2 separate regions of the Homo sapiens genome follow, and region 1 is linked to region 2. The links are chromatin contacts, found by Hi-C or POLR2A ChIA-PET in ENCODE. All regions are on one chromosome and are shown on one strand. Each heading gives the region's core, a stretch centred on a gene start or an enhancer-like site at or near the end of the contact. The rest is flanking DNA. Distances are from core to core; before and after follow the strand shown. Region 1 holds the start of POLR2J3 (RNA polymerase II subunit J3). Region 2 holds the start of FAM185A (family with sequence similarity 185 member A).

Region 1 (2,855 bases), core at 34-2,533, 180 kb before region 2:
CCTTGTGGGGCCAAATGGTCCCCAGTTGAGAGTCTGCTCTAAAGGAGGCCGAAGTGGCTGGCAAGGGCCAGACCAAGACCTCTGCACGCCAACCTGGGAACAATAAGAGCCAATGGTTATGAGGTTTTCCAGGGGCTGAGCTTTGGACCAAGAGTTTTACACAAATTACCTCATCCAATTCTTTTTATTTTGAGACAGGATTGCGCTCAGTCGCCCAGGCTGGAGTGCAGTGATGCGATCAAAGCTCACTGCAGCCTGGAACTCCTGTGCTCAGCTCAAGCAATCCTCCCACCTGAGCCTCCCAAAGTGCCGGGATTAAAAGCGTGAACCAGCGCACCTGGCCAGATCCCTTTTTTTGTTTTTTGAAACGGAGTTTCGCTCTTGTTGCTCAGGCTGGAGTGCAATGGCGTGATCTCCGCTCACCTCAACCTCCACTTCCCAGGTTCAAGTGATTCTCCTGCCTCAGCCTTCTGAGTAGCTGGGATTACAGGCATCTGCCACCACGCCCGGCTAATTTTGTATTTTTAGTAGAGACAGGGTTTCTCCATGTTGGTCAGGCTGGTCTTGAACTCCCGACCTCAGGTGATCCGCCCGCCTCGGGCTCCCAAAGTGCTGGGATTACAGGTGTCAGCCACCGCACCCGGCCTGAATCCCACGTTTAAGTACAGTAATAAACTCATTTTCCAGATGAGGAAACAGGGCCTCCGACAGATCAAGCCACTCGCCCACAGATACAGAGTGAGCCCAAGCTCTCTCCCCTGGACTCCTTCAACCCGCAGGCAGCGAGGAGCCACTGCGGCTTTTACGCAGGCCGCTGACAGATCGGAGGGGATGAAGGATGGAGGTGGCGGGCGAGAGACAAAAAGAGGAAGCTGCCAGATCCCAGAGGAAAAGGGCTATGGAGAACCAGACACTCTGGGTTCGAATACAAGCGCCGCCACTTCCTGTGTCCGGGGCAACTTGCTCGCCTCCAAGCCTCAGTGTCCTCATCTGCAAAATGAACACACTCGCGACTGCCTCGCGGAACGGCCTTAAATTTGGCTGACACAGGCCGAGCAGACGATCAAGCAAAAGCTGTTTCCCTCCCGGGGCAAGAGATGGGCAGGAGACACCCCAGAATGCGACAGCCGCAGGCCCGCGCACCTCGGCCCTCCGCAGCCGGCGTCACTTACTTCTCGCCCTCGAAGAGCAAGAACGACTCGAAGGCTGGAGGGGCGTTCATGCTCCCGCCGCCGTTGCGTCCAGACCCCAAGTGTCCGCCACCGCCGCCACCAGAGCCCTAATAAGAGGCCTCTTCCGGATTACTCCGGCGGGGCAAACCCGCGCAAGGATCGGCTCATCGCCCCCTGTTGGGCTGGAGGATCTTGCGCAGGCGCGAGAAAACCCCGAGCGAGACCAGTGTCTCTGCGCATGCGTCAGTGGCGAGCGCACCGCCCCCCCCCCCCCCCACCCCCCCACCCCGCACCCCGGCATGGCTTTCCCCGTGGGCGCTTTTCGGCGCATGCTCAGAGCGCCGGCAGGGCTGTTCTGCCCCTACAGAGGCCTCCTAGTCCTGGCTGAGCGGGAACCTCAAGCTGTACCTTTCTCCTTTCCCCATGTCCCTTGATCTCTCTTTGGAAACGTGCACCCCCTTGGAGTGCGCAGCAGGAGGCCCCTGAATAGAGAGAATAAAGCTAAGGGGTAGTGGACAGCTGCGGCTAGCAGCCGTAGGGGGAGCAGAAGATCTCGTGGCCAGAGGCAGATCTATGACAAGCCCCCTGCCCAGGCTGCCTATACCGACTGCTGCAGGACCTCTGCCTGGGGGGTGCAGCTGGCTTGTTAGCCGGGAGGGACAATTGGGTGAGGGATGCAGAAGGAGGCAGGTGTATACAGCAGTGAGAGGGGAGCCCGTAGGGTTACGTATATCTTTTTATATATTATTATTATTATTTAGAGACAGCGTCTCCCTCTGTCGCCCAGGCTGAAGTACAGTGGCGCCATCATGCAGCCTCCAACTCCTGGGCTCCAGAGATCCTCCTGCCTCAGCCTCCCGATAGTTAGGACTGCAGGCATGTGCCATCACACTTAGCTATTTTTTTTTTTATTTTTGGAGATGGTGGGGGGGGGGGTCTCCCTATGTTGCCCAGGCTGGTATTGAACTCCTGGCCTCCAGCAGTCCTCCAGCCTCAGCCTCCCAAAGTGCACTTGGTGGATGTGGGCAGCAAGCCACCCAGGTGCCGAGGCAAGAGACCGAGGGCACGAGCTGTTCCAGTATAATAAAATATATAAAATAAGAATAGTTATACTAGATATAGATCTGAGATATGATTATATATGAATCATTAATCATTAGTTTGTAGTAATTATTCTTTATTCCAATATTATAATAATCCTCGCTCTACAATCATAACCTAGGAAAAACCAGGCCATACAGAGATGGGAGCTGAGGGGACAGTGAGGAGTGACCAGAAGACAAGAGTGCAAGCTTTCTGTTATGCCCGGACAGGGCCACCAGAGGGCTCCTTGGTCTAGCGGTAACGCCAGCATCTGGGAAGACACCTGTTGCCAAGCCCACCGTGGTCTAGCTGTAGCGTTAGTGTCAAGGAAAAACACCCGCTACTTAGCAGACCGGGAAAGGGAGTCTCCCTTTCCCCGGGGGAGTTTAGAGAAGACTCTACTCCTCCACAGGCCCGCCCACAGTTACCCGGAGGCATAACCGTCTCCCTGTGATGCTGTGCTTCAGTGGTCACGCTCCTAGTCCACCTTCATGTTCCATCCTGTACACCTGGCTCTGCCTTCTAGATAGCAGTAGCAAATTAGTGAAAGTACTAAAAGTCTCTGATAAGCAGAAATAATGGTGTAAGCTGTCTCTCTCT
Region 2 (3,052 bases), core at 192-2,691:
GAATTTTTAAAAATTTTAAAAAGGTAGTGGCTAGCAGAGAACCTGAGACTTGTACCCATGAGAACTTTAGCCCAGTCTATCTATCACGATAGCCCCAAGAATTCTGGTCATTGTACTTGGGTAAGGGCTTCTATTTTTTAAGGCACTTGCATTTTATGAAATGTTAGTGTTTGCAGGTGTCTTGGCTAAATAATTTAGGGAATACATTTTAGGAGGAAGTAGGGGCACAGAGGGGGAGAGAGAAACCAGGCAGGAAAGAAGAAAAAAAGAAAAAAGAAGAAAATAAATCTTTCTGTTCCCATTATTTTACTGCCTATAGAATTATAAAAGGTAAACACACACACACACACACACACACACACACACACACCCCTTATAGGGTCATTTAGAACCATCTTTCTTCATTTTAAAACTAAAGAAACAGGTCTAGGTGACACAGATGAAGCAGTGGCAGAGCCAGGAAAATAACCTGACCCTTGTCCCTGCTCTTTCCACCGCACCATGGTGACTCTCTTTTTTGTGTCTTTTTTTTTTTTTTCACTCTAAAACTGAGGATCATTTGTAGTCAAAGAGATCAATGCTATTCTCAAAACAAGTTCTGATCTCTCATAATTTTCTTGGTAACTCAGAATCAATGTTAAGTACGTTGAAATAAAAATACAGTTCTTTACACGGTAATTTTGTAGACTGTGCACCACGGTCCCATCCATTTTCTTACTTGATCCTTACAAAAACCCTTTGAGGCAAGGCAAGGAAGGTATTATTATCTACATTTTTAAAGTGAGCAAATTAAAACCCAAAGTAAGGTCACTTAGGGTCAGGACGGAGCAAGTACTCTATTCCTATATTTGGAATATAGGAGGGAATACACTTCCAAAGAGGCAATTCCCTCAAAAAGCACCAATCTTGCTCTTTACTTTCTTACCAAGGCATTCTCCATGCCCTGGAGATGCCCTCACTAAGTTAGTGAAGCTTGGATGTTGACATCCACAGAGGTTACTCCTAGTTTGCACCTAGTTGTCATCTTAAAAAGCGCAGTTTCTTACCCCTTCCCTTGGTCCTGATCCTTATTTAGGCTCCTATTTTTCTCTTTGGGATTTGGCGTCCTGGGTCTCACTCCAAAGCTCCACCCTCTCCAACCAAGAAGTCGCGTGCTTGGTATCCAAGGTGACCACGCAGCTTTACCCGCGTTGCCCCTTCCGTGCTTCCCATTGGCCAGTGGACTCCCATGTACCGCCCCTCCAATAGCCAATGGTCTTGAGACAAAGGGCGCCCGCCTTTCCAGCGATTCTAACACCTACCCTCTTACCCGTGCTCCCCTGCGCATTGCCTCCTGGGAAATGTGGTTTCTAAGAGGCAGAGCTCTGCGACTTAGAACTACCTATCCCGTCGGCCTTAGCGAAAGGGGGTGGACTTAGGCAAGGGGTCCAGGTCAGAGTTTAGAGCTTTCAAATCCCAACTTGCCCCTGGGGATTGCGCGGCTGATGTTTAGAACGCCTAGTCAAGCCAACCGGCTCGCTCTTGTTTCAGCAAACCCTGACTTACGTCTCCTATTTGACTTGAGGCGGCACAGTGGCCAAGTCGATTGGCCGTGGCAAGTGACCCTCCCTGTGGCTGAAGTGTTCTGAGGACTGGCGAGAGAGGCGCGCCATGCTTGCCCCCTGCTCAGGTTGGGAGCTTGGCTGCTTCCGTCTCTGTCTCCGTCAGGTCCGACTGTGGGCTGGCGCTGGGCGCTGGGCTTGCTGGGCTTGCCAAGCCAGGCCGTACAGCTCAGGTGGGAGCGAGCGCTGGCCCGGATCGGAGACTGAGGTCCCTCCGCCTGGCCCGGGGCGCCGAACTCTGAAGGAGTGGACACTGCAGGTGAGCCCGTTTGGTCGGCTGCGGGCGCGGCTCCCGTGCCACCTGGCCGTGAGGCCCCTGGACCCCCTCACCTACCCGGATGGCGACCGCGTGCTGGTCGCGGTGTGCGGCGTGGAGGGCGGCGTGCGGGGCCTGGACGGCCTGCAGGTGAAGTACGACGAGGATCTGGAGGAGATGGCCATTGTGTCTGATACTATCCACCCCCAGGCGTCCGTGGAGGTGAACGCGCCCCTGAAGTTTGGCAAGTGAAGTGAAGTGAAAACGGGTTTGGGTCCCAGGGAACGCACAGTGAACTTAATAAATGTGGTCGACGTGCACTTTTAATTGGTCCTGGCTCTCTAAACCTAATTTACAGTTGGCCCCTTCGGAAATGCACCTTTTCCTCTGTTCTGTTCTTGAGTGTCCGAGTAGTATTTAAAAATTAGGTTCCCAATTATAGAAATTTTATACATCGAATGGAAACATGATTTGGTATAATCCAGGTCAAATTCTATTTCTGGAGCCGCTTGTGTTCTCCTTTATCCCGTTGTCATTAGCAAACTGGCTTATTTTTCAAGGTTGAAGTTTCTTGACAATTCATTCAATGGTATGGCAGTCCATCTACATTTCATCTTGCTCACAGCCTGGGGGTCTGTCCCAAAACAGCCCTGTCAATAGGATGTTCCGGGTATCACCTGGTTTGAGTATTTGGTTTTAGACGGGCGCCCAGCTTCTTACTGTTATATTTCCATTCTTTTTGGCCTAAGTTTTCCATGAGTAGCAAGCTTTGAAGAAAAACACATGGTAAGCCTGCCTAGGAAGCTTCAATAATAATGCCTGCAAGATACCTTTCTTAGCTTTTCCTAAATGGCAAGCCACTGTGTACACACACTTTTCTAGGAAGGGCTCCCCAGACTGTCATTCTTCCTGGGACTGATGGAAGATATTGATGATGATGATGATAGTAATAATAATAGCATTTAGCATTTTTAAGATCATCTTTTATAATGCTTAGAGTTGCCCAAATAGTAGATGCCGTAGTCCTCCCTTATCCACCGTTTGGCTGTCTCAGTTTGTTACCTGCCTCAGCTGTTGTAGGAAAATATTAAGATATTTTGACAGATCACAGTAATATAACTTTTATTACAGTATATTGTTATAATTGCTGTATTTGTTATTATTGTTCATCTCTTACTATGCCTAGTTTATAAAT

Evidence for each region. Hi-C counts contacts between places; a loop is a spot of excess contacts on that map. ChIA-PET counts read pairs that join two places held with the same protein, here RNA polymerase II (POLR2A). Pooled maps may share reads with other maps.
Region 1: a loop to region 2 is called in a pooled map, with 20 times the contacts of the local background. The contact joins the promoter of POLR2J3 here to the promoter of FAM185A in region 2. A Hi-C loop is called at or near these places in 2 of 37 single-sample maps with no recorded cell type and 5 of 50 pooled maps. POLR2A ChIA-PET finds 5 or more read pairs at or near these places in 1 of 52 experiments (endothelial cell of umbilical vein).

Annotation. Positions count from the first base shown.
Region 1 is chr7:102,571,300-102,574,154 of GRCh38, forward strand. It overlaps POLR2J3 (RNA polymerase II subunit J3), which reads right to left and starts at 1,284. Exons shown (of 4, transcript NM_001097615.3): 1 at 1,173-1,284. The coding sequence starts at 1,222. LOC124901712 reads right to left here. Exons shown (of 2, transcript XM_047421160.1): 2 at 2,408-2,625. The coding sequence ends at 2,508. It overlaps POLR2J3-UPK3BL2 (POLR2J3-UPK3BL2 readthrough), which reads right to left and starts at 1,284. Exons shown (of 9, transcript NR_173351.1): 1 at 1,173-1,284. RefSeq lists an enhancer at 423-1,084 and a silencer at 1,451-1,624.
Region 2 is chr7:102,747,558-102,750,609 of GRCh38, forward strand. It overlaps FAM185A (family with sequence similarity 185 member A), which reads left to right and starts at 1,442. Exons shown (of 8, transcript NM_001145268.2): 1 at 1,442-2,101. The coding sequence starts at 1,651. It also overlaps the pseudogene RASA4DP. RefSeq lists silencers at 1,132-1,221, 1,262-1,431 and an enhancer at 1,165-1,459.